4 separate regions of the Homo sapiens genome follow, and regions 1, 2 and 3 are each linked to region 4. A link is a contact called in ENCODE Hi-C data. All regions are on one chromosome and are shown on one strand. Each heading gives the region's core, a stretch centred on a gene start or an enhancer-like site at or near the end of the contact. The rest is flanking DNA. Distances are from core to core; before and after follow the strand shown.

What was found. Hi-C counts contacts between places; a loop is a spot of excess contacts on that map. Pooled maps may share reads with other maps.
Region 1: a map of CD4-positive, alpha-beta T cell shows a loop between it and region 4 (7-fold over the local background). The contact joins the promoter of FANCF here to the promoter of DBX1 in region 4. A Hi-C loop is called at or near these places in 2 of 168 maps with a recorded cell type or tissue (CD4-positive, alpha-beta T cell and naive thymus-derived CD4-positive, alpha-beta T cell) and 3 of 50 pooled maps.
Region 2: a loop to region 4 is called in a map of naive thymus-derived CD4-positive, alpha-beta T cell, with 8 times the contacts of the local background. The contact joins the promoter of SLC17A6 here to the promoter of DBX1 in region 4. A Hi-C loop is called at or near these places in 1 of 168 maps with a recorded cell type or tissue (naive thymus-derived CD4-positive, alpha-beta T cell), 2 of 37 single-sample maps with no recorded cell type and 6 of 50 pooled maps.
Region 3: a loop to region 4 is called in a pooled map, with 5 times the contacts of the local background. The contact joins the promoter of LINC02718 here to the promoter of DBX1 in region 4. A Hi-C loop is called at or near these places in 6 of 50 pooled maps.

What each region holds. Positions count from the first base shown.
Region 1 is chr11:22,622,009-22,628,805 of GRCh38, forward strand. FANCF (FA complementation group F) reads right to left here and starts at 3,815. Exons shown (of 1, transcript NM_022725.4): 1 at 525-3,815. The coding sequence starts at 3,802. The coding sequence ends at 2,678. It also overlaps a transcript of GAS2 not described here. RefSeq lists enhancers at 2,705-2,864, 2,875-2,924, 3,305-3,514, 3,379-4,278, 3,605-3,794.
Region 2 is chr11:22,334,847-22,341,816 of GRCh38, forward strand. SLC17A6 (solute carrier family 17 member 6) reads left to right here and starts at 3,535. Exons shown (of 12, transcript NM_020346.3): 1 at 3,535-3,773; 2 at 6,682-6,934. The coding sequence starts at 3,688. SLC17A6-DT (SLC17A6 divergent transcript) reads right to left here and starts at 3,376. Exons shown (of 4, transcript NR_186351.1): 1 at 3,149-3,376.
Region 3 is chr11:22,824,029-22,831,321 of GRCh38, forward strand. It overlaps LINC02718 (long intergenic non-protein coding RNA 2718), which reads left to right and starts at 5,386. Exons shown (of 11, transcript NR_187210.1): 1 at 5,386-5,583. SVIP (small VCP interacting protein) reads right to left here and starts at 5,773. Exons shown (of 4, transcript NM_148893.3): 1 at 5,667-5,773; 2 at 3,796-3,846; 3 at 3,179-3,292. The coding sequence starts at 5,720. RefSeq lists an enhancer at 5,368-5,677 and a silencer at 5,828-5,897.
Region 4 is chr11:20,157,754-20,164,532 of GRCh38, forward strand. It overlaps DBX1 (developing brain homeobox 1), which reads right to left and starts at 2,722. Exons shown (of 4, transcript NM_001029865.4): 1 at 2,205-2,722; 2 at 1,438-1,539. The coding sequence starts at 2,571. RefSeq lists enhancers at 3,102-3,603, 3,604-4,103, 5,228-5,729.

The DNA.
Region 1 (6,797 bases), core at 2,565-5,064, 2.5 Mb after region 4:
TAAGAAGGAGGGTTAAGATACTAATATTAGATATTTTTAAGTTAAATATGGTAAGTTTTGAGAGTAAAAGCATGGGTATAGAATTAACATCCTAACTGGTAGAGGGGAAAATATCATGAAATAAGAAGACAAACAAATATTTAGTCAATTAAAGAACTGAGAAGTGAAACATAGAGAAATCAAAGGAAGTGGAAAGCACAAAATAGGATAGCAGGAAAAAGTCCAATCATACAGTGTTAATATATGACAATGATAATAGAAAAAAATAGACTTTAAAGCAGAAAAGCAGTCACTACAAACAAAAGGTTCAATTCATTAAGATGATATAACGATTCTATATTTGTTTGCATGTCATAAAATTGCTCAAAATACATAAGATGATAATTGATAAAATTTCCTGAAACAATGTTACAATGGGAGATTTCAATAGTGCTCCCTCATTTGATAGGACATAGGGAAAAAACACAAAATAAATATCTCTAGATTTTATAAAGAAGTTATCAAATATTCTATTTTTATAGTCTTCCTCTCACTTTTTTCTCTCTCAGTGTATGCGTAGATTCCTAATCTTTTCAAGTCCTTAAGAGAAAGTATATAAAGCTCTAATGCTGGTTTCATTTATTCAAACACTACAAGTATCTACCATATGCTGGACACTGTGCTAGGCTTCTGGAAATAAAATAAATGACAGATACGGCTTCCACTTTCATGTTGCTTTTGTTTATACCCTTGGGCATTTTACTTAATCTTTTAGCGTATATTCATAAGAATACAGTTTTGGTGTGAAGATTAAATAAGATTATGTATGTAATGAACATATGGAGACTAAAATAACAGAATAATAAATGGTAAGTATAAAATAGATTTTAAAATGTTATTTCTTAAGTCTATTGTCAATCTTTACAATTTTATTGTAAATCATAGTGTGAGATACAGCTGCAAATATAGGGAAGTAAGTTCACAAACTGTTATTTTCTAAAGCTAAAGCTAACATTAGGCCTTGCTATGGTAGAACTCTTCACTGGGTTGTTTCTTAAAAAAAATTCACGCAACTGACAGGAGGAATTGTCTTTATTCTTGCATTAATGATAAATGTAATCTACAAGATGGCCTTCATGGATTAGAAAAAGGAATCAGACCACAAGGAAAAAGAAATTGCTGGTTTTCACTCAAGATTTATCTAGAAAAGTGTACTGACTACTGGAATAATAGTTTACCCCTGGGTTGTACCACAGAATGAGAAATTCTACAAGATTATACAACTCTTTTTCTACAAGATTACACTACTCATATTGTTTTTATTCCATTCCGGAATTAGAAATTAACTTTCTAAATATCATTTTTTTCTCCAAAAAAATCCTCTTACCAGCTAACCTGGATATGGACAAAAATATCTTGATTGCTGTAAAGGTCTATCTCCCTAGTAAAAATGAATAAATTGCCCTTGAATTTATTCAAGGCAATCACTATCAGCTGTGGAACACCCAGGTAAACTAACACAACTAGGTTCCTACACACAAAACAAATATTCTAAACTGTTTCCACAGGGCAGCCACCAAGGGAAAAATAAGGAAATTTAACTATTTTATTCTAAACACTTCATTTACATATAAGGCAACTGTGGCCCCAAGGTTGTGATTTATTAACCTAGTTAACGGCAGAAGCTGCACTAAAACCTGGATCTTCTACTTAAAATGTTGTTTTGGCCAGGCGCGGTGGCTCACGCCTGTAATCCCAGCACTTTGGGAGGCCAAGGCGGACGGATCACAAGGTCAGGTGTTTGAGACCAGCCTGGCCAGCATGGTGAAACCCCGTCTCTACTAAAAATACAAAAAATTAGCCGGGCATGGTGGCCTGCGCCTGTAATCCCAGCTACTTGGGAGGCTGAGTCAGAATTGCTTGATCCTGGGAGGCAGAGGTTGCACTGAGCAGTGATCACACCACTGCACTCCAGTCTGGGTGACAGAGCGAGACTCCATCTCAAAAAAAAAAAAGTTTGATTCTTTTATCATCAAGCATTAATTTAATATCCAAAGGCATATATTCGTATTTACTGTGCTTTAAACATTTGTCTGTGCGTCAATGCTTTAAAGGGACATACTATGTGGTGATTCATTTTCAAAGTAAGAATTTGCAGAAAATGAGAAACAAACTTTCTGAACAATACAATTTTAATGCATACTAAGGCTGGTTAACTGGTTAGAATACTAGGTTAACAAGGCCAAACTCCAGATAGGCCAACAGCTTTTCAAACCAATATTCCTGACACTGCCAGGAATAAAGAAAACTCTTCACTACTGAGGGAGGGACAGAAAACCTAGAAAAATAAACCATACTAAAAGAAAAAGGGTATTTTGTTTGTCACTTTAAAGCTGCTTTTTCTTTAAACGGTACACATATTTTCAACATTCTTACAAATGGGCCTTCTATTAAAAAGCAAACTATTGCTAATTCCATGGCTTTAAGTGGAGTACTTCCAATCACTTCCTCTATCCAGAAAATCCGTGACACTACATGCCAGCTACTTTGCATATTTATAACTGTTTAATAAACTATTCAAAATTAGCATCTAAAATAATTATACTTTGGACACACGAAGGCATATATTTGGTGAGAACATTGTAATTTTCATTTTGTAAACTATATATTCTATATTCAAGTAATAACACAGCATTGCCTATACAGAACTGAGGCCTGCGCTGAGACCCAAAACTTGTCTTTTCCTAAATGCACCACTACGAAGAGCTAATAAGAGGTCTGTCCAGATGCTAAGACCAGGTACTTCAAAATCTCCATCCTGCGCTTTACAGGTCTCCAGGGCAGTTAGAACTTTATCTTTCAGAGGTGGAGGGGCCTGACAGAGGCTTTGAAACCTATTGTGCAACTCCTCCCAGGGCACATCTTGGGACTCAGTTCCAACCCAAATGCCTTTCTGAAGGTCATAGTGCAAACGTTGACCCCAGTCTGTTAGCAGACCCAGATAGACAGGAGACAGCGCTGGGTGGCGGCTAGTCACTAAAGTCAAAAGCCCGGCTGGGAGGGCGCGACAAAAGGCAGCAAAGACTTCCGAATTCCCCAGAAGCCAGTGGACTAGCACTTGGCTCCCCTCTCCAGGTGATTTGTGGATGCCGGGTTCCAACTCTTCTTGGGGCCGACGAGACAAAGGCGGCTGCAACAGCGCCACCGCTATCACCTTCAGGAAGTTGTTCTGAGGCAAGCGCTCCCACAGGCTGCTGAGAAACCTGGCGGGACGCTCCGCTTCGGCCTTCCCCACCTCCTGCAGACGCTCCAGCAGCAGCTCCGCCTGGGTCTTCATCAGAGAGTCCTCCTGGAGATTTGGGTTCTCTCTATAGCCATTGAAGCGCAGCATGTGCACCGCAGACCGCCGGCGGGCAAGGCGGGCCAGGCTCTCTTGGAGTGTCTCCTCATCGGCGTCCCGGACGCCCGGGCCGGGAAAGAGTTGCTGCACCAGGTGGTAACGAGCTGCATCCCCGAGGGCCCGGTTCTCCAGCAGGCGCAGAGAGAGCAGGACGTCACAGTGACCGAGGGCCTGGAAGTTCGCTAATCCCGGAACTGGACCCCGCCCAAAGCCGCCCTCTTGCCTCCACTGGTTGTGCAGCCGCCGCTCCAGAGCCGTGCGAATGGGGCCATGCCGACCAAAGCGCCGATGGATGTGGCGCAGGTAGCGCGCCCACTGCAAGGCCCGGCGCACGGTGGCGGGGTCCCAGGTGCTGACGTAGGTAGTGCTTGAGACCGCCAGAAGCTCGGAAAAGCGATCCAGGTGCTGCAGAAGGGATTCCATGAGGTGCGCGAAGGCCCTACTTCCGCTTTCACCTTGGAGACGGCGACTCTCTGCGTACTGATTGGAACATCCGCGAAATGATACGCCTCTCTGCAATGCTATTGGTCGAAATGCATGTCAATCTCCCAGCGTCTTTATCCGTGTTCCTTGACTCTGGGCAACTTAAAAGCCCTAATACTTTTACTTTCGCCACACAAAGAGGTTCTTCTTAGTGGAGGGAGAGCAGATGTAGGGCATCCTACCGAGAATTTCCGGAACCACGTGCGAGATGATGCCAGTCATGAACGTCTCCGCGCTTCCTTTCGCTTTGGAAATATCCTTAAGTAGAAATTTTCTGAGCTTTGCCTAAAACTAGAATCTGTGTTGAGGTTTTTCAAAATTAAGTAACGCCAGAGACATACTGTGACGTGAGGAAACGCTCTTAAATGAAATTTTAAGATCTATTTGAGAAACATGTACTAAAAATGTACTGACCTCCTATTAATGCCAGGCGCTATGCTGAATTCTGGGCCTTCACATTGTCCTTCCATTATTAGAACTGAAGCCCAGATTATTTGAAACAAAAAATAAACTTCAATAATTTATTAAAATTTGCAAAGGAACAAAATTTTACTTCACAATTGTACATTTCGTTTTCGTAATTTTTAGGACAAAATAGCTTAATTGACTCTTCTGTCATACAAATAATCAGCTGAAGGAAATGGCATTTAAGAGCATCGAACAATAATAAATGTTTGATTAAATAAAAACCGTGACAAGAGAGTAGGGAGGAGAAGGTCCTATGTCGCTCACTGATGCACTTAACAAACATTTGTCAACTCCTAGGAGTTGCATTCTGTACAAAATGCACAACAATTCTTACTTAAGTTCATAATATAGTAATTCATTTGAGCTGAATTTCCTTCCAGTCCTAAAGACACAGCCAAAACTATTCGAAAAGTGGGGGAAGGTGTTTTGTTTTGTACTTTAACAAAAAGGGGAAGAGAAACAAATTTAAAAGAGGGGAAGAGTCATTTTTCATTTATTAAAATAAGCATTCCTACACCTTTTAGAAAGTAAAGCAGTGATGTGCATGCTGTTAATTCAGATTTATGCATTTATTTATTTATTTTGAAACGGAGTCTCATTCTGTCGCCCAGGCGCGGCCAATTTTTGTATTTTTAGTAGAGATGGGATTTCACCTTATTGGTCAGGCTGGTCTCGAACTTCTGACCTCAAGTGATCCTCCCGCCTCGGCCTCCCAAAGTGCTGGGATTAGAGGCGTGTGCCACCGCGCCCGGCTATTATTTGATTTTTATTAGTTATCTCAAACTCTTACTTGGTCCTGAAATCGTTATTTTATTTTATCCTAAGGATACTATGAATCTTAAAATTCTTTTTCTTGGCTACTACAAACTTAGAACCAAGTGTGCAGCCTGCCTTTAGCAAATGTACAGGCATCACTAATTCATTTATTTATTCTTATATTTAACACCTATTATGATACATAGTATGAGGTGCTACAGATTTAGTAGTAAAATAAATGCAGTCCTAGCATGAGTGGAGAAGTTCATCTTGTACCATTTAAGAGAGACATTAAATGAATAACCTCAAATGTGATAGTAGGATGAAATTGAGTGGGGTCACCAAGTCTTAGGGGATAGGAAGGTCTCTTTAATTACTGACTTTTCAGGCCGGAGGCAGTGGCTTATGCCTGTAATCCCAGCACTTTGTGGGGCTGAGGCCAGGCGGGTGGATTACCTGGGGTCAGGAGTTCCAGACCAGCCTGGCCAATATGGCAAAACTCTGTCTCTACTAAACAAACAAACAAAAAAATTAGCTGGGCATGGCGGTGCACACCTGTGATCCTAGCTAATCGGGAGGTTAAGGCAGGAGAATAGCTTGAACCCGGGAGGTGAAGGTTACAGTGAGCTGAGATCGGGCCACTGCACTCCTGCCTGGGTGACACAGCAAGACTCCATCTCAAAAAAAAAAAAAAAGGAAAATGGAAAAAAAAAGGAAAAGAAACCAACTTTTCAGTTGAAAGTTCAAAGCTGAGTGTTCAGAGGAGCCTTCAAGGCTACAGGAATCCTTAATTTTTTTTGCAGGTATCTGAGTTGAAAGAACCAGGCCTATTTAAGGAGGTGGAAAAAATCCAAAAAAGCTTTGATTCAGAATGGGGATGACAGTGTATGGCAAGAATTATGCAGATTAACTTTAGCTTCATACCTTTCTACTTATCTGTTTAAATCTTGATTTTAAATTCTTCCTTGAGCATAGTAACGTATAAACTCCTACATATTTCAGATTAGTCTATTTTCATTAAATAAAATGTCTATGAAGTTTCCCCCTCTAAAGAAAGAAAAGCCTAGCATTTCAACCTATATTCTTGAGGCAGGGTGGGGAGGGATACAAAAACTTAATTATAATGCAAAGCAGATTTTATATATTTTGAAAATTTTAAGAATTTTGCTATGAGAGACTAGATAGAAACTGACAGGAGAGTTCTGGGAAGACTACAGAGGACTGATACTTGATTTAGGCCTCAAAGTGTTTGAACAATCATGGGACAGAAGAAAATCCAAGTGAGAGAAATAATATAAGGTAAAATATATGAGAACACAAATGTGTGTACTGTGTGCCATGAATACCAGGAACAATCTCCCTCCTCTTGGTTTTGATCCCCAAATTCCTGGGATACAGTAAATTGGGAAAGAAAAAGGCCAAATTTCAGCAGATTTTATTTTTATTTATTTATTTTGATTTTTTTCTGTTCTTTGGTGAAGTTTTCAAATATTGTAGCTCATAAAACTTTCTTGTCGTCTTTTCATTGCTTTAACAGAATTTTTTTTTTATTTCAATAGCTTTAAGGGTACAAGTGGATTTTGGTTACTTGGATGAATTTCAGTGTGGTGAAGCCTGAGATTTTAGTTCACCCTCTAACTGAGTAGTGTACGTTGTACCCAACATGTAGATTTTTATCCCTCACCCCATCCCACCTCCCCTGCTTCCAAGT
Region 2 (6,970 bases), core at 2,285-4,784, 2.2 Mb after region 4:
ACGTGTTACAGTGGTTGAATCTTGGGCACCACTCTAGACCTATTGAATCAGAATCTGTATTTTAACAAGACCTTAAACTGTGAGAAACTCCTCTAACCTGAGCTGTTTTCTCATCACCAGTTACATGACTTCAGGTAATTACTAAATCTCACTTTCCTCCTCAATAACATGGGAATACAACTATTTTAGTTTAAGGAATAATTATAAGGAATAAATACGTTTATCATGTAAATAAAAGCTACTCATAAATTGTAATATTGCACACATATTATATTAGTTATATTCAGTGAAAACTTCTCCTTTTATTGTTAACAGTTCTTGACAAGAGGGACAATTCTTCCCCTAGAAGAAAAGTGGTCTAATAATGCAATTCAGGACTTGTTATAATTGGATGTAAGTTATTGGGGATAAAGGAGGGTGTCAAGAGAAAGGAAGCCTTTTCTGATATGCTTAAATTAATATCTTACATATAACTACTAGTGTTTCTTTGCATAAAGATAAATCTGATGAATTTAGGGCTGCAAAAGTACACGTTCAGCGTTTGCAATTTGTGTCCACTCATGAAGAAAATCTGTTGGGTTAGCAAATGGTGTCTGAATATATGTTTCTTACACTGGGAGCAGCTATGGGTTTAAAGCCAGCCTAAATGACATTCTTCAGTCGCAGGTGGTCTAGTAACGTTTCTTGTAATTTTCCACACATAACATTTTTCATTGTTTATGAAAATACCATTAAATACACCCCTTCTGGCTAGGGTGCTATCCAAATACCACCACTCCACCCTGCCAAACTCCACTGGGCTGCCATCATCTTTATAGAACTACATTTCTTTTAACTATTAAGACAGACAAGAAAACATTGTCTCTTGAAATATATTCTGGACATTTTCACTCCCGGGCTGGGTTATTTAACTTGTGTAATTTCACCCATAATTGTTTGAAATTGTATTTTTGTGTCTATCTCCCAAGTAGCTTGTGAGATATTTCAGGGAGAATTCCCAGATCTAGTATTATTCTTGACACTCAATGAATATTTTTAGAATGAGTAAATCAATATTACCAGTTATTCTGATTCAGTTGCTCACCCTATTATCAAGAGAGTGGAAGAGAGAGGAGGATGACATTCATTTCAATAAAGGTGAATATAACTGTTTAAAAACAATGCTTTTGTGTTGGATTTATATTGCTTAGTGTCCCCTCATATTTGTGTATTGGAGACTTAGCTATCATGTTTACTGATGGTTTAGATAGATCTCTAGTCATTTGTGGTGCAACTTAAGCTGGAGTGCTTAGGAAAATCATTTACATATCATCACCCCAGCTTCACAAATATTTGTTGTAAATTCTATTTTTTTGTATAACTTCCCAGAATTCCAAAATCATTAATATCTCTAAATAAATATAATTTAATGAACTTAGTTATTAAAGATTTGAAAAATACAGATATTTTGAAAACACCTAGATAAGTCAAGTCCTGAATAGCTTGAATCTTTTAATCTTTTTCTTTTCTTTTTTTTTTTGCAAGGAAATAGTTTAATGAGGGTTTTTTTTTTGTCTCCTTATACTTGATCTTGAGAAATAGATAGTATTCTGAGGCATCCCATGGTTTTAGAGAAAAATTAAATTCACTGTTTTATTGAAGATACATATTTTAACACAAATTTATCAAAAAAGATAAAAATGTCTTCATTATCCTTTTCTTTATTATATTTCACAATGGAAATAATTTGACAACTATCAAACTTAATAATGGCAGATGGTTTTAGCTACTTTGACATTTTTTTCCAGCTATCCATTCAGTGAATACATAGCCATTATATCATTTGAACTATTCAGGTAATATTCTTATTTGATTCTCAATTTAGATCCATATTTTTGAGATTTTGTCTCAGGATCCTAAGTAAAATTGACTCCCTCTGTTGGCTTATGTGACATCCAAGGTTTTGACCTTGAAAATGTGGTTCAAGGCCAGTCTGTTCTGTAAGCATTGGCCTGAATTGTACTTAAGAAGTTTGTGATTCATGTGAAAGAGATTAATAATTTACATTAATCTAGCAGTTTTCTTGCTTGCTTAATGAGATAAATTCATTGATGCTGTACCTGTATATATAAAGCCAAAACTCTTACATGAATGTCTTTCAAAATTTATGCTTTAGGAGAAGGACATACAAAGAAAAATAAAATAAGATTTGAATGGAATATATGTAAATTAAAATAAATCTTTTTAAAAATAAATCTTTAAATTATCAATTACAATTTGTTGGCAAGCACAAGGTATAGCCACATATTTCATCAGTATATTGGTATTTCAGTAGTGTATTGTAAATTAGTTAAATAAAGATGCTTAAAATTCCAAGGAATTTATATTAAATTAACTGTATTTTATTTAATCAACTTCACTGAGTTTATAGCTATTCTTTTTTCTTCTCTCCATACCTCCCACCTCTTTTTCTTTATCTCTCCTTTCCTCTATTCTTCATTCTCTCCCTTTCTTTCTTTCATCTTTTTCCTGTCAGGAGTTAAAACAAACACATGAACAATGTAATTATGTATTTTGTGTGCACATATTTTATATTCAAGGGAGCCTAGGTGTCTTGGAACACCACAAGCATAAGTTAAATATGTTGAAATCTTTCTTCCCTGCAATACTGGCATCAGCGTGCTGGACAAAACGTAGCAAACTAGAAGTAACTTGTGAATTTTTAATAAAGTTGTCTTCCCTAGCAGAGCTAAATGCACCATTCTCCCTGCAAACTCTGGAGATGATGACATCTTCCCAATGGTTTCCATAGCATCCGTTCCTGAAGAGCCCCCGTATGGTCCTTGGTCAGGGCGATCCGCCCAGCTCCCCTAGAAAGTTGGCAACCTAGCTAGCCAAAAGAAGAGTCCCCTATTCCTGAAACTTACTCTGTCCGTGGTGCTGAAACATTGTACCGAGACCCGCCCAGACGGGCGCTGTCAGCCGCTGAAAAAAAAAATCTTCCCCGAGGCTGCCCAAATCAGAACTGTGTATCTTTTATTTACTCACGTCCTCAAAGAGCAGCAAGCCTTCTCCATCTTAATTTGACTCTACCGCAGAGCAGACTTACGCTGGCGTGATGGGAGGAGATCATGGGCAGAGAGGAAAAACTAATAGCAGCATTGCTCACCTGAGACCTGAGATGCTCCCATGAGTTTTGAATATGCTCTGCTCCTTACAGCAAAGACACCATTTTTAAAAGTACCATTCTTTTGACTTTGCTGTTCCCAAGGCTTCTGTGATATTCCGGCCCCTCCGTTTAAAAGCCATCAGATTTGAGAGCAATAAGTCTTCAAAACCGGGAATTTACATTGTTTTTCAGCTGACCGACTTCCAGGAAAAGGACTCAACCGCATCTACCCAAATACCGTGGCACTGCTTGCGCTCTTTGCCACCGGATCCTCCCCTTCCAATGAGACTTTCTGATTGTGTCTACCAACTCTCCTATTAGGAAACCCGTGGGTTGCATGCAGCTATTCTGTTGTATTCTCATTCTCACTCTCCCTCCCTTCTCTCACTCTCACTCTTGCTGGAGGCGAGCCACTACCATTCTGCTGAGAAGGAAAAGCCCGCAACTACTTTAAGAGATTAAGACAATATGCGCAATCCTCGCCTTTCCTAGCAATCACTATTTAAATCTGGCAAGAACTGACAACAGTCTTTGCAAGAATGGAATCCGTAAAACAAAGGATTTTGGCCCCAGGAAAAGAGGGGCTAAAGAATTTTGCTGGAAAATCACTCGGCCAGATCTACAGGTAAGACAAAGCGAACACTTGCTTACCTGGGGCTCAGCATGAAAAAATCTGCAGGGCCGTTTCCGTAAACCCTGGTGGCTCAGAAAGATTGTAATATGATCGGAAAGTCTTTTTGTTGCCCATTGCTTGGAGCGGGGGTGCTCTGGAAACCTGCTTATTAATGCAGGAATGTTGCACTAAATGAACCTGTCTGGTGTGTGTGTGTGTGTGTGTGTGTGTGTGTGTGTGTGTGTTTGATTTTTGCTTTGGTGCCTGCAGAGTTTTTGTCCTTTACTACACAGGATTTATCTTCTTTACAGTTAAGAAATGGCCAGCCCCTGCTCAAACAGCGTTTCTTTTGGTGCTTATAGATACCCCGAATTAAATTCCTTTGATGCAGACAAATGAATATAAAACACAACCATCTAAAAAAATAACCAAGAAATTCCAAAGAGTAATGGTTTATATATATATATATGTTATATATATATGTTATATATATATGTTATATATATATGTTATATATATATGTTATATATATATGTTATATATAGTTATATATATATGTTATATATATATGTTTTATATATATATATATATATATATGTTAGAGAGAGAGAGAAAGAGAGAGGTCTCAGCTTCAAAAGCATAGTAGAGAATCCCCTAGTGAAATATGTCTTCTGTATTGAATGAAGAAGAATCAAAATATATCAATAATTGATAGTTGAAGCAATTCCTTTCTCTGAGCCTGAAACAATGTATATGCATTTTTAATTATTTTCATCTCCTAGAGTCTATTTCTTGCATAGGAAATGTCAATGCCTGGAAGAACAGCCATAAATATAACAAGCAACATTACTTTGAAAGTCCTAGAAATGATTTAATTATTTAATCCTCCTGTAGTCACTATACTAATTATGCTGTAATTTGCAAAACTTTAAATCATTTCAAGTATGTTATATGGATACAGCTTTTCTTAATAATTAGAGCAAAATCAAGACGACAGGGCAGACATAAAAGGAAAAAGAATTACAAAGGAGCACTAATTTTAATATTTGGGAAATTGAAGTCTCTGTAAATGCATGAGAAATGTAAAGAAAATGATCAAACCACTCCCAGATTTTCCAAATCTCTTCAGGTTTGGCGGGCTTCATGTAGGCACGATTATGCACCTATGCGGCAGTAGATACCGCAAGGGCCCTGCAGTCCCACAGCTACCATGGAAAGGGATGTTCTTTCCCAGTACAACTGCCATCCGGTGCAGAGCTCAACTTCGTATATTTGAGCACACGAAGCAAATGCAGGAAATGAAAAAAAAAAACCGCATTGGCTGAATTTTTTTCTCCCAGTAAAAATAAATTGCAATGTTTTCTAACATTGTGATCGGACTTTAAGAATAAACATTAACCTAGCCACAAATACCTTTATGACTTATTCTCCAGGTGCTACGTTATAGAATTCGGAAGCCTGACATTTTTCTTCGGGTGGCCTCAAACTTCTTGACAGCAGTATTCCAAGCTATGCATATTTGAAATTAGTTTAAAAATTTCACTTGCTTTACCCGTGTGTGTGAAAACAATTGGGTGTTCACATAGCACTTAAAACAGCACAGGTGAAAAGCAATTACACGGTAGATTGGAAAAAATATCTGCAAATTGTAAACGGAAAGGCTCTTTGTTTAAATATCGAAAGTATCAATCGCAAGGGGCTACGTACAGAGATGTTACCTTATACATTCCTTTTGTTTGTTTGTTGTTAATAGAAATTTCATGAATATGTTGTAGACTAGAACACTACCACCTTTTAGTAAAACCATTCCTTTTCTCTGCATTCCCCTTTTCATTTGTCCCTTCTCCCAAGGACCAAAGCCAAAAATGAATTGATGGTTGAAATCTTATGAAACACTATGCAAAAACAAATATTTAAGTGAGATCTTCCCCTTTGATGTGGAATATCTTACAAAAGTTGATTTGGGGGAGCCTTTGTATATCTGGGAGTCGCATTTTGCGTCTTGGGAAATGGACCCTTGACATTTTTCGGTGTTTGTAAGAGAGATAGTAATGACGCAAGATTGTGAATAATTAATTATTCATGTTCTGGCAGTAGGAAGCTTAGGTGTCGGCCATATGCTGTGGAGCCCTTTGTCTCCAACTCGAGTAATAAGAAAAAAAAAATAGTAAGAAGTGTAACAGGGGAGTAAGCATTGAACTAGAGCCCTGGGGCGGGATGAAGGGGAAGGAGAGTGCATGACACTCTCAGCGAGAGCTCTCAGGCCTTCTCCTCACGCACAGGCACTAGCCTAGAGAGGCCTTAGTCCAGGGGGTGCTCCAGGCTCAGCTCAGGGGGTGGATTGGGGAGCGGAATACCAGCATCGTCAACCTGGAAAGCTTCAACTTGCTAGAAACGGAAAAGGCAGCGCGGGTGGGAAAGGCTCTCTAGTTGGGCCCGCCTGCAGCGGAGCAGCTCTCTGGTGCTGTGTTGCAGGAGGACACCGCGGTAGTCAGGGTAAAGCCCTGCTGGGCGCGTGTAGGAGTGGGAGGCGCCTACTCAGGTGCAGAGGAGGCGCTGGTAACCCCTGCCCTCACAAAATGCAGACCCTGCAGATCCTGCAAGAAAGTTAGGCCCAAGCGGCCTGTGTATCTCAATCAGAGCGCCCAGGGGTGGATCCCGAGATGGGGACTCGCTACCTTAGGCCTAAAGGTGTTAAAGTTGAAGAGACGCCGCCGCCGCGGCCAAGGGCACCTGCAGAATGTGAGAGAGCCTGGGAGGTCTTGCAGCTTGGTGTCACCCCACCACCCTAATCCCCGAGGGTGGGGGGAGGTCGACGGCCCTCCTCCCAACCCCGACGGGTCCTGAAAAATGGGAATGGGTCAGCATCGGGGGTACCTAAGCCGCCAAGTCCTTGACTCGCCCCTGCTCTGCCGCGCAGGGTGCTGGAGAAGAAGCAAGACACCGGGGAGACAATCGAGCTGACGGAGGATGGGAAGCCCCTAGAGGTGCCCGAGAGGAAGGCGCCGCTGTGCGACTGCACGTGCTTCGGCCTGCCCCGCCGCTACATTATCGCCATCATGAGCGGCCTGGGCTTCTGCATCTCCTTCGGTATCCGCTGCAACCTGGGCGTGGCCATTGTGGACATGGTCAACAACAGCACCATCCACCGCGGGGGCAAGGTCATCAAGGAGGTGGGCAACGTCTGGCCGCCCTGGCTCCTGCCCTTC
Region 3 (7,293 bases), core at 4,136-6,635, 2.7 Mb after region 4:
GTGCTCAGCCTCTTCATGCAAATGTTACATGCATGAGTATTCTGTCCACTGGACTCTGAAGTTGGTAACCACTGCACAGTGAACCTGCTATTCAGTAGCAAGAGCCTAAATATCCAATAATCAGTAAAGGAACACAAAATAAAACACAACAAAACAAAAATTTAAAAATTCTTGTTTGAGCCAGGGAGTCAAGAAATGGCAGAAACCATTAAAAAATGGTTTGGCAAGGTCTTTTCCTTCTTGAGTTAAGAAAATATTCCATTTGCCCCTTTGTTTAATGAAGTCTATTAAATCTGTGATAGGTCCTGAAGAGCCATTAGGATAGAACCAGAGATATTTGGCAATCTCTTGATAGTGTTTTCCAAGTACATCCAAGGAATATTATTGGGTGTTTTATATATATATATACACACACACATATATATATATATACACATATATATACGTATATATATATGTATATATATACGTATATATATACACACATATATATATAAAATCTATGTTTAAATAAATTTTCAACATTAAAGATTAATCCAAGTAAACTTGCTTTTCTTCATTGTACAATTTCTTAGAGGCCATAATTCTGTGCCTTTTTTAGTCTCTAAGAAGGGGATATAGTCTACAATATACAATTTAGCATTTTTAAACATTTATTCCCATGGGACTCTATCTTCCAAAACATCTCTCTTAGGACAAGTGTTATAAACGCTAGGATAGTGATTCTCAATCTGGGTTCACATTAGATTACCTTGGGAAGCTTAAAACAGTCCTGATGGCTAAACCCTACTCTCAGAGACTGACTGGTGTGAGGTGGAGCCCAATGAACAATCCTTTTTGAAAGCTGCCTATGAAACTCCAACATGCAGCTAAGGTGGAAAGCCATTGTACTAGAGGTCTACCCTTACTCCCGTGCTGCTATATCCTGTACTGATAGTACTTTGCATCCTGATGCCATCATCACATTGACTTCTTCAGGTAAGAAGTCAGAAGACAGCATTACCCATGCTAATTACCCTGGAAAGATGCAGCACTGGTCAGGAGATGAATAGGTGAAAGGCATGAAGACAGGGAATGCAAACTAGACTCATACTCTAGGTAGAGTCAGGTCAGAAAGACTCTACCTAGGGAAGAGTCTTCCTAACCTTCCTACCTTAGGAAGACTCTACCAATACTTCAGGCCAGCCCATGAAACAAGCCAGACAGCAGCCATTAAAGGACCATAGGCCAAGCGTTTTGAGGGTTAAGTACTTCTGCCTTGTATTTTTCCCTTCTGTTATCCCTGAGCCTTCCAGAATTTTTTCACTTCATGCTCTTGACATGTTGTGCATGTGTCAAGCAGAATGGAGCATGCCACTTGAAGCTAGTGTGGTAGTGGTAGGTGATGAGGAATATTCCAAGGAAAAATTACTCACAGTGGACAACAGCAGTGGCTAATGACAGTGAGCCACTGGAGAAAATCCTCCTGCCACTATATAGTTTCAAGGTCCTGAAGGTCATTTTTACTAAGTGAGTTTGAGAGATTTCTTACAAGAACAGTACACAAAGAAAAACAGAAACTAAATTTAACTTTGGGTATGTTTTACATTTTGAGCACTTTTGAATGGATTGTAAGTAATATAAGGCCTAAATTTTTTTTTTAATCTATAGACTTCAGAGTGTGGAAGCTTCAAGTTTAAGAAAGCCTCTTTCTTTATTATACTTTAAAAGCTGATGTTAATTTCATTAGGTTAGAACTTGTGAAGTGTCTTCTTAATTATGATTAAGTGTTGATTAAATTATCCTTTTCCTATAACATTACGTATGACTTTAACTTAATACCTTCACCACTTCTACTGTGAAATAGTGGATCTCATTATTTCCAGTCCTACAATTTAACTTTTGTAATTTTGTGTTTGTTTTTGACAACCCTATATGAAGTAAACCTAGTGAAACAGCACTTTATCTCAACAGAATATTGAGATATGATAAAGAATTGACCTCGTTATCACCCAACTGTTTTACTTTACACTAGACCTATTCTGTTCTATTATGGAATTATAAAAAACATAAGCAAAATGGTCAGACTTATTTACCTTATATTGAAACTAATTATATATTGCTAAAAGTTCACCATAAAAAAACTTCATAAATTTTCATTCGTTAAATGATATAAGATGAAGTAACGTACAATAGTAAAATACACAGACACACATTCTTATTTCTGTGATATTCTTGAGCCAGAATCAACTGCTCAGGGTGTTCATAAACTGCCTGCCCCACAAGTTACGAGAGTATCTACATGTAGGCAAGTGTATGTGTATATGTCCATGTATATGTATGTGCATGTGTGTGTGTGTGTAGTTTTGAGAGAAAAAAAACCAATAAATCTGTTGAAAGGTACTCATAAATCATTGACAAGTTAAATATAAATGACTGAAATTAAAGACATTGTCCTTTTCACAAATATACTACTATTTACTTTAAAAATGGACCAAGAATAAATTCTTAATATCTGAGCCATTATTTTCCTGAGCTTTAAGGGATTTTAAAAATAAATCCTTTAAAGTCCTGCTAGAGTGTAAAGACTCCAGCATTCAGAGACTCTGCTTAACTTGTCCACCATTATATTCCCAGTGTCTAGCTCTGGGATCCATATCTAGGGAGGTATGTGTATGATACCCACACCTGTATACATTCTGTAATCCAAATTAACATTTACATAACTATAATAAACAGGGGCAATGGAAAGATCAAAGATTCCAAATCAATGCGTAAAAGAGCTCAGGCCATAAAACAGAACTTATAGCGTAATCCAATTTAATAAGATATATAAATGAAGGTTAGAAATTATGTCTGTCAAAATGGTACTTAGTTTGGATGACTTTTACACTTCTTTATACTTCTCCATATTGCTTGAATTTTTGAATTATTTAAGATTAGTAGTAAGCATAAGAGTATTAAAATATATATAGTGTTAAAATAATAAATCTATTATTTCATTTTGGGGAAAAAAGCTAATTGATTCCAATAAATGTTAAAATAAATTGGTATTACTTCCAATATTTACTACTCATGCTTTTAAACTATTTCAAAATTTTCTGATAATACATTTCAGGAGAAAATTATGAATGGATTGCTACTTAAGTTTTTTTAAAATGCCAGTTAAGTTAATCACTAAGAAAATTTTAATACTTACCCTAAGTCCACCTTCTGGTGGGGGCCCGGATGTAGCAATTTGTTTTTCTATTTTTTCCTTTTTCTTTCTCTTTTCTTGCACAGATTGAACATCTAAAATTCCCCGAGATGCAGCCTTGAAGAAATTTGATAAGAAAAACAGAAAGACAACAAAAATCTGTCCAGTGTGCAAAACATTTTTTTGTCTATCTTTGCTTTCTAGGTTTTTCTTTGGGGGTAGGGAGTTGGTTTATTTTTGGTAACATAGAAGGAGTGTTTCTACAACAGCCTTACATAAAACATCATTTCTTCACTGGGTATTTTGTAACTATACAAATTTTCCCCTAAACTTGCTTCACATCTGTAAGTATTTTACAATGCACAGCCATTTTAAAAGGAAGGATGTTACTAAAAGAGTATCTGAATTTAGAGAAGATATGATAGTTTTCATATATTAATATAAATATATTAATGCAATTCATATAAATAAGGAAATCATTTTGAAAATAATTACATTTAAATGTAAATTTTTGGGATATCAAAGGCCATTTGCGTTAGAAAATCTAGCTATGGACATCTATGAAGAATAAAGTCCAAACTCAATTATCTAAGTAGGCAAAACTTGATCTTTAATCTTACCTCTTTTTGTCTTCTCTCTGCAGCCTCTGCAAGCTTTGCTCTTTTCTCTTCCTAAATAAATGTGTAAAAATATGTATTAAAATAACAAACATTATTATTAATAAATTATTCACATTTATTTCATAGGCACTATAACAATTTACAAAAATATTCGGTACTGGCCCTAAATGTCCCACAAAGAATGCCACTACTCAACTTTTTGAATTTCATTCTCCTAATCAATATGCCTTCAAATCAGCACATGCTAAAACAGATACAAGGTTTACCTATATAATCATTTATTTACTCTCTTTTTTAATAAAAAGGCCTACAAGCTAGTCAGGGCAATAACAAAACAAATAATGTTTACAAATACAAAAAGGAAAATACATGGTTTGTTACTGCCGGTTAAAATGGAGTCTGAAGTAACCTGGTGTTTTTAGGAAAGGTTAATAAATGAAGTGGGCTAATCTCAGTGTGTAGGAGGGAAGGACTGGAGTAATTTCATGAGAGGTATTGTTCCATATCAGAAAACAGTGAATGCTATTTTTCTAGACCATGTACTACTTATTATAAAGCCCTTTTTCTAGGTGCTGGGATACAACAGTGTAAAAACATAGATAAATGTCTCCTCCCAAATGAAACAAATTCCAATTGCGGGCGCACAGACAAATATAATGAAGTAAGTAAACGTCTGTCAGATGGCATGGCAGATAAGTAATGGGAGAATGGGTGGGTGGTATTGTGGGGAATATATTTTGTTTAACGTGGTCAGCAAAAGCTTCACTGGTAAAGTGACATCCAAGCAGTGAGCCGTGTGGTTATCAAGGGAAGAGGGTATAGTATGAGGATGGGGGGGAGGGCTTAACAAATCTGACATGTTATATTTTATCGACAGCCAGAACAACAAAATCAACTTAATTTAAAACAACAGCAGCAACAAAGAGAAGCTGAACTTTCCCACATCAAATTTATAAGTACTAAATTTTTAGTATCTATAGTAGCTGAAGAGTTAATGTACTTCCCAAAAATACTTCATTTTCTTCAACTAATTTTTAGCTAGAGAAGAGAAACAGGTTTATGTTAACTCCCTGTAAGGAGTACTAATGTAAAGATACTGTTAACAGAAAGCTACAAAAAGTGTACATGTATTGTACCACACACCCACTAGCTACATTTGAATTTCAGATAAGCAATGAGTAATGTTTTTGTAGAACTAGATCCCTAATATTGCATGGCACAAAACGATATTATAAACGTATTCCTTGTATATCTGAAATTCGAATGTAACTGGGTGTCCAGTATTTTTATTAAATACGACATTATAAATTGGACACTCTGTACTACATATTCTTTTAAAGGGAGAACGTAAAAGAATGAGATAAATACTAAAAAGAAATCATTAAAAAAACATATCCGATAAAGCTCAGGCGTATAAGCGACTTTCCGAGCACCTTCTTTTAAAAGATGGTAGACACAGTTGAAAACGCACATCTCCTAGACGACTAAAGAGCTCCCGGAGAAAGCAATGTCTTTTCGCGCCGAATTCCATCTACCACATCCCCCGGAATGTCCCACGCGTAACGCCCTCTGCGTGCGCCGGCGCCCTATGAAGATCCGGCGCAGCTAAAGTCAGTGGAAGGTAGAAAGACGCCACAGCCGCCTTTCGACAACTTTTTGTTACAAAAGTGGAGATCTACACGGAGGCGACGGCCTAGGTCGCTCTGACAGGACCCAACGACCCTCCTGACGCGTCCACCCGTCCTCGCTAGCAGGGTCCCCCAGCGGGCTCTCGACCTGCGCCACCAGGTACAATGGCTCGGCCCGCCCCGCAACCCGAGGACAGGTGCTCAAGGCGCGGCCCGGCGGACGCAGGGACCTGCTCTACTCACCAGGTCCGGCGTGGGAGGCGCGGACTCCCCGGGACAAGGAAAACACAGCCCCATAGGGACGACAGCTTGAGAACCCTGACCGGGTCCGGCCCAGGCCAGGCGGCGCTAACTGCGCGGTCCGGAGCCGGTCCCTGGTCCTCCGCGCTTGCCCCGCCCCCACCGCCCTCCACTGGCTCGGCTCCGCCCCAGCGGCAACGCCCCGCCCCCACCCCGCAGCTCTGCCCCGCCTCGCCTCTCTGCGGCAACGCCCCCCTCTTCTCGCGACACCAACCAGTCCCACAGCTCAGCTGCGCCCCCTTAAGGCATTGCCCCTTCCTCACCCACAGCTCCGCCTACCCCCGCCCCGCGACCGCTGGGCTTGTGGCCAAAGCCTAGGTTCCAGGAAACACCTGCTGTGGGTAGCAATGCAGGGAAGGGATGGAAAAGCTTCGCTACGGTTCCAAAGCTCTTCCTGCTAACCTTGCCTTACCATTTATAAATGAATGAGTGGTACAGCTCTGGGTAGTTCATGCTACCTTTTTTTATGAGATGGGACTCTGGTGTCCTAGAAATTAAAGCCAAAATTCCAAGTAAACATCAGCACCCTTTTCTCCCTTCTTAGTGACAGTGCTATTCCAGAACAGAGGGCAGAATATAAAATCCATTATTATGACGATGAATCTAGCGTCATAAATGTGGCATTAGTTGACATTTCCACTAGTTTCTGGTATTTAGAAGTCATTTATCCTTCCGAGAGAAATAATAAAGTTTCATCTACTGAGAAATGTTTTAATGATTCTCCTCAAATTTTAATAAGTATGAGAATCAGCTGGGCAACTAGTTAAAATTTACTTGCTGATTTAGTAAGTATAAGGTGGGACCTGAGATTCATTTCCAGTAAACCCACAGGTGATACTAAAGTTACTGATCTCGTCTCCACACAAATGCTTTTATTTTATTTTATTTTATTTTTGCATTCTATTAGTTATTTCTGCTTATGTAAAAATTTTCAAACATTACAAAAAGGTAGGATGTATAGTGACAGCGTCTCAGAAACCATTGTCGGCTTTTTGATATACTTGCTGGTTAATTTTTTATAGATGTATAATTTACATATAATATTATGCACTTATTTTGATTGTAGAGTTCACTGAGTTTTAACAAACATGTGATCACCACATTCAAGATATGTAAGTTTTCCATCACCCAAAAACCTTCTATTGTACCCAATCCCATTCAATACTTTATCCTATACCTAGATCCAGGAAACTATTAATTTGTTTAATATCACTTTAGTCTTTAAGTTTTGCATAAATGTTAATATCACTATAGTCTTTAAGTTTTACATAAATGAAATATACAATATGTTTTGCAAAAGCCATAATATTTTCTAAATTCTTCCATGTTATTGAATGAAACAGTAGTTTATTCCTTAAATAATAGGGGATGATGCTTTTTTAATACTATTATTCGATTGCATGGGCCGTTTCTAAGGGTAAATAAAAATATATAAAGAAAAAGTGAAGGTTCTCTGTTGCAAAAAGAGAAAGATAACTACCCACCTCCTCTTTAGCATTGTGTTTAGAAAACGTGAAATTGTAAGCGCTATCTCTGTCTCACTGAAATGTATGAAAAAAAAAAAAAGGCC
Region 4 (6,779 bases), core at 1,472-3,971:
CTTCCTCCCCTCCCCCACGAAACGTAAAGAATTCGGCCCGAATACATGAAAAGTGGCAGCTAATTAGCACATTGACTGCTTCCCAATGGGTATTGGTATGATAAAAGGGGGGAGAGTTTTGCTTTAAGCGAAAGAAAAAAACAAAACAAAAAGAAACAGAGACTCTAATGAAGCGTGAATGGTAATTGTGTAGTAATGAACTAACAGAAAAAGACTGAGGACAAGCAGCGAAAGCCATATATTACTGGGACAAAAGAGATTTACACTTTCAAACTAAACACAACTGCAGGCCAAGACCATTGGGAGAATACTGATGGCAGAAGCTTCTCTTCCCCGAATCGTTTTCATTAAATGGACATGAAAAGCTATTTATAAAGCTCGGGTTGTTTTTGTTAGAGCATTGAGATGAGGGAGAAAGGGAGCAAATTCCATTATTAGCAGCAGTGTGAATGGTGGTGGTGGTGGTGGTGGTGGTGGTGGTGGTGGTGCTGGGGGGTGGGGGGAGGGCGAATTATCTCTCCCCTTTAAAAAATCAATTGCTTGTTTCTTTTGCTGATATTTGGGAGTGCTGTCGTGATTTTACCCATCCCCCGCAGGCCATACCCAGTTTTTCTTCTCTGTATAGGGACTCTCCTGCCTCCTTTTTAGTTTTGACCAGTGGCAGAGTTTTTGAGCCATAGTTTGAATCATCAGTGAGGTTACAGGAAGAAAACCTGGTGGAAGCTGCCTAAGGTGTTGCTGTTTTAGGCTGGGACACAATTATGGGCTTTCTTCTAACTGCTTCTTATTTTGCAAGATCAACGGTATTTTATAATACAGGGTGGGAAAGGAGTATGAGAAGGGGTTTGGAAATCAGGCTGGAAATAGGTTGGGATTGGGGGAGGATCTAATCCCCCTCCCCCTGGGCGACCCTAGGCATCCCACACAAGAGGGCACCCCATGTGGTCTTGTGAAAAGCCCGAAGCCCTGAATGAGTCTTAAAGAGAAATTAGCCCCGGCTGGTAGGTGTCTCTCGGCGGCGTGGAGGGACTAGGGCCGGTCTGTGTGTGGCTGCCCGGAGGAGCTGACCAATTGGTCATGGTGCTGAAACCTTTGTGGGGAATCGTGGCCAAGTGCACTGACTCTGTGGGAAAACGGCGGCGTGAAGGGATGCCAACAGCTCCTCGCCGGGAAGGGAACCGCCTCAAATTGGGACCATGACAATTCCTGCTAATTTGTAGAGCAGGGAATTGGTGCAAAGTGTCAAGCAGTCACTGCTTGTGCTCAATAGGGCATCAAATTGGCGCGACGGATTCATGAATGTTATACGCCTCGCAACCTCTGAACCAGAGCATAACCCCGAGGGGTGGACGGAGAAATACGGCTTCGGAGCAGGGAGCGATGGGCCGGGGCTGGGGCGCCGCCCTGCCTCGCGCAAAGAAGGGGGACGAGACCTACCTGGGAAATAAGAAGATCTGATGAAAGGCTGAAAAGACCCTTCGAAGTAGGGAAAGGCGAAGGTCTTGGGAGGGACGCTCTGGAGCAAGGCTGGGGATGTTTCTGGTGGGCGATGGAGGGGGGACAGAAGGAGAGAGGGAGACAGAAAGAATCTGATTACGTACTTGCCTATTGTATAGCACACTGAACACACGATATAATTAGCCCTTCATCTGGTTTCAAAGACATCTTTCTTATACGTTGACAGGGTAAAATAAATCTTCCCAACATTGTCTTATCTGTAAAACTCTTTTCTTTCTCCCCAACGTAATTCTCTGCGCCGTCCCACTCTACCCCAATCTCCATCCTAGGCACTAACGAGATAGGACTGAGTGGGGAGGAAAGAAATTGCAGATTTATAATATTTGCTAATCCAATAAATATATCATATTGAGTTTAAAAAAAAAAACTGTCTCCTAGAAGCTCGAAGGCAGAAACGCAGACGTCCAGGAGCGTGCGCTCAGCGTTACTGCACCAGATGACTGCGCACAGTCTCCGACTGCGTGTGCTCAAGTTCACTCCGAGGATGGGGCGAGCCTGGAGGCTTTTCTTCCCCGGAATTGACTGGACTATTCTCACATTGCCTGACGTAGGGTCTCAGAGTTCGTGCGTATTGTGTGTGCACCGATGTGTGTGTGGGGGCCCGCTCGCTAGAGGAAACTGAGGCCAGGATGACTCCGCGCATGCCTAGTACCTGAATGGGCCCTTAGGGTTCTGACCTCGCTTACCTGTTCTGGGCCCCGAGGAGAGGATGGCGTTCACTCCAAACTTCAGAAACGTCGTCTCGCTGGCAGGGGAGAAGGCAGTCGGCGGAGAGCCGCCCCGTCGGCTGCCGGGACCCGGGGAGCCCAGGTCCGAGGCCCCCGTGTCGGTGAGGGCCGTGGGGGCCCCCTGCCTGGGCGGCGACATGCTGGCGGTGGGCACGCTGCGGGGCAGGTAGGCGGGGGGTCGGCTGATGCGGATCAGATCCTCCACCAGGAAGCTGGAGTGGCCGGAAAATGCCGACTGCAAGGACTGGGGCAGCGTCAAGGTGGGCGTGGGCCGCAGGAGGCTAGGGTACCCGGCGGGGGGCGCGAGGAGGCCGGGGAACATCATGGTAGGCGCGGGCGGGCGAAATAACCCTTCTTTCAGTGGCCGGAGGGTAAACGCCTCGCTTCCCGCCCCTCCCGCCCCCACAGTGTCCTCTCTCTTGGGCTTAGCAAACGTCTCCAAGTAACAATCCCACTTGGGCGTCTGCGAGTCCTCCGTGGTCCTCTCGTCGAGGTGATGGTTTTATAGTGGCCCGCCCGCTAAAGCACTTTGAAAAGTGACAGCTCTGACAATGAAGTTCAACAAAGTTCTCCACTCGAGCTTCATTCGCCGGAGGCTCTGGACTCTCTGATTGGCGCAGGGGTGCAATTTATGATTGGATTAGTCTTCATAAGCATGGCCCGCACAATGGGCCGGCAACAAAGGCCCGCGCGCATCAATTTTGCATATCGACCGCCTCTTTGCAATACAGTGCGCCCCCAAAGCTCTCGCCAAAGGTTTTTGTTCCGAAGCAACACCCGGGCTAATTAAATGCCTATTTAGAAGTTTCAGATGACATCTTGCCTCATAGAAAAGGAATTATTTAAAGAACCCACTAAATTTATTTGCAGCTCCCCTGCTAAGCCTGGAAAATAAATCAATAAATATTCATAGAAATACATCTTCAGGCTATCAGCAAAGTTGCCCTCCCTCTTGTGGGGGTAGGGCAATGAAAAGTTTCAAGTCAGTGGACATGAAAATATACTCCCTTTCCGGTCTCTAGCCCTATCCGTTACTCCAGCTGAAGCATAAAGCAAATGTAGGGGTGAGTGAAATCAGTGTTAGAAGTCCCATTCTGACGACTCAGGGAAACTTGGAAACGGATGCTTTGGGGCCACTGGATGTGTGTCCGTAAGAGTGGGGAGAGGTCTGGAGTTATTTCATTTCGGGAGACTGGTTGAGTTTGAGCGTTGGTGGATACCTGAAAAGTAAAACGAGTCTCCTTCAAATTCCCAGCAACTTGGAAAACGATTTTCTCTAGGAGTTTCTGCAAGGGGCTGTCCGCACCTCACCTTGCGGGAGGAGCGGAGGAGAGCGGCGCTGGGCTGCCGAGCGGCAGGATTCCGCTTGCAAAGAGCTTAGGCTGACCGGAAACTGCCTCGGGCAAGGGTATCCAAAGGCTGTGAGTGCTATGCTGGCCGTTCTCCAAACACAGGGAGCTCTCGGCAGTTTAAGTTGAAACTCACAGCCCTGACATTTTAAGCCATAGCAGCGAAGGTCCAGACGTCGTCTGGAGAGAACCCTACCACTTGCGGGGCCCTTAACTTGGCCCAAGGTTTGGCAGCTTCTTAATTAACTACAACGCACAAACGCGTGAAAACCAGAGGGAAGGGATGCGGTTCCCAAGAATGTTGGTCCACTCCGGGAAAGCCTCCCCTGAATGTGGGGCTTCAAAGGAGAATCTTCCTGGAGACAGTCCCTTCGCTTTCCTCTGGTTGGGGCTGAGGTGGTACTAAGACTCGATTCCCCCCATTTCTCTGTTCGGCGAGATAACAGATGTGTTAAATGTCCCATTCATCTCTTTAGTGTGGCTGAACCTCCCCAAAGAGAAGTGTGCAGCCCCGCCAGGCCGCCCTGATCCTATTAACCATGAACTAACTGTCACCTTCAGCTGGTTTTCCTTTTTGCTTTTTAACACAAAGCTTTCTCAAAAATCTTATTAACCAGCTTTATTTCTCTCGATGGTTTTGTTCGGGGTGTTTTGTGTTGATGATCTCCATGTCGCTGCTTTAACCATTCAATAAAAGTGCATCTGCGATTTATATCACATTAAACCAGAAACGGAGCCGGCTAAAACTCTCCCTTGATTCAAATTAAAAAGTTATTTAGGGCCCAGCTCCAGAGGCGAATTAATGCTAGAAGATGACGTAAGTGCGGAGTTTCTGAGCCCAAGACCGCTCATGCTCATGGGCAGCGGGAGAAAACCAATCAGGAAAGAAACAACTTTTAAATAAGGGGCTATTTAAATATGGGAAGCGCCTTGCTGGAGTTAATTGGAGTCCCCTGGAAACGGAAGAAGGAGATCTGTCGAAGAACGTCAAAAGTTCCTTTTTGAAGTTTGCAATAAAATAGGTGAGAAAAGCATAAGCTATCTGAACACCTGCACTTTAACCTTGCCATGAGACAGTTTCCCATTGCAATAAGACTGGCTCTCTCCCTTCCTCTCCCTTACTTTTTTCCTCAGGCCCACCTCCCTCCTTCTCCCACTCCCTTTCCCTCTGCCCCCCACCCCTTTTTCTCCCCGAGTCTTAAGGACTTGGGCAATTGCCAGTTCCCAGAAGGACGCGCCGGGGGCTTCAGGATGTTTGATTCCCTACCGGTGAAGCGCTTGTCCAAGTCTTCCGGATGATCAGAATAGAGTCTATATTTGCCAAAATCAACTTGGATTTTGTTTTTTTTTGGAGGGGGGAACGGTAAGAACTTGAAGCCAGCGTGAGCCCTTCCCAGCTCCTCCTTCCCTGTTGGGGCATTTGCCGGGGTGTAGTTTTCACCGTTTCCTGTCCGTCGACAGGCTTCATGCCACCCCTAGCCCCCACCCCAAGCCCCAGCCATTCTGCCTCACTATAGACTAACTGCTACTAACTTCTCGGCTTTTAAAAGTCTACCCTGCCATTTTTTGGAGGGTGGATCAACCCCTTGCTGCGATCCACGTGGACCCTGCTTCCTGGGGTCGGTCTCCACAGCCTCCTAAAGAATTCCTAAAGCGCCAAAGAGGAAAAGTGAGGGCGGGGGCGAGGGGGCGAGGGCTGGCCGCCCGTGAAAGGAAAAATAAATCCTAAGGAAGCAAGAAATCGGACGAAAGGATCTTACTTTAAGTGATCTCCTTGAACGCGTCTTTTCAAACTCCGCGATAGCCCAAGGAGCTGCGCGGCGCGGCGGCTGCGGCTAAGACCTGTGACTAATGCCATTTGACCTGAGCCCATGGGGTTTTGTGCGTCCTGCCATTCACTGTTATGTCGTTATCTTCAAGTTTATTTCGGAGAAATCACTCGCGTTCTTTGTCTCAAGGCTGAGCTTTCTGTCTATTTCTCTTTCAAGAGAAAAGAAGACGGGAGGGGAAAAGAGAGAATCGGAGTCCCTGGTTTGGGGTTTAAGGTCCTTGCCTACGCTGCGGGGGAGGCCGCAGCAGATCCGGCTGGGGCTCCCCGGGCCTAGGTGGCCAAAGCTGCCGAAACCTGCCTTGGATAGTAGAAAGAGCGTGTCGGAACGCACTCTGGGGGTTTCGTTCCCCCCGCGCAGGGGAGAGCGAGCATGTTCCTGCCCCGGGCGCCGTGCGGTCGCAGCAGCAGCGCGGCCCTCTCCAGTGCGAGCCGTGCCTGGAATGTCTCGGGTAAGCGAAGGGCCAGCAAGCGAGGCGAAACGGACACTATAAAGCAGAGAGTGGTGTGAGCTTCCCCGCCCTCTGAAAAGATGGCAAGTCTCCGTTTCGGGAAGGCTGCAACGCTAAGGTCACCCTTTGCAGGCTTCGGACCCCCAGTCCTCCATGCTCCCTGCCGGAGCAGCCAACAGAGTGAGAGCGCATTTTGGAAAGATTGGCCGGATGCCGGGCGGCGACAGGGAAAAGCGCCCGACGCCTGGCTTTGGGGTGGGGGGTGTGGGGAGGGGGGGCAGGGAGCTAACGGGCGAGGCGAAGGAGGAGGGCTGCGAGGCTCGGACTGAAAGAGCTTTCCTACCGCCCCAGCCCCTCTTCGCAAGCCTCTCTTTTAAGACAGCTCTAAGGGGTTCACCTTCAGAATAGGCCACTAGGAGCTACCGCTGCCCCAGCTCTTTCTAGTGTCTCCCCCCTCACCCCCCATCCCTTTCACACTCACTCCCCTCTTTTTCCTTGAAAATCCTTCTATTGTGCCAATCAAGCAGATGGTTTGCAGGAAATATAGCTTGGCCTCGCTGACCGAAACAAATTTTAACTAGCTTTCCAAGCCCGAAACGTTTGTTTTGCTCTTACAAAATAGCCCCCAAAACAGCTGGCAAGGGTGAATTAAACCCATTAAAGACACATTTATAAGAAATTATATTCACATAGATTGCCCGAACCCCCTTGTGCTGCCTAAGAGAGGAGATGAGCGCATTTAAATGAAAATGTCACCGGACGCTCCCCTCCTTAACGTAGCCTGAAAGTCTCAAAACATTTTACTAAATAGATTAACTTGACTATTGTCTTGCATCACATTTATCAGCTTCATTAAGTGAATAGCTGAACAAATATATTACGCATGCATGAAAAGCTCTTTTTC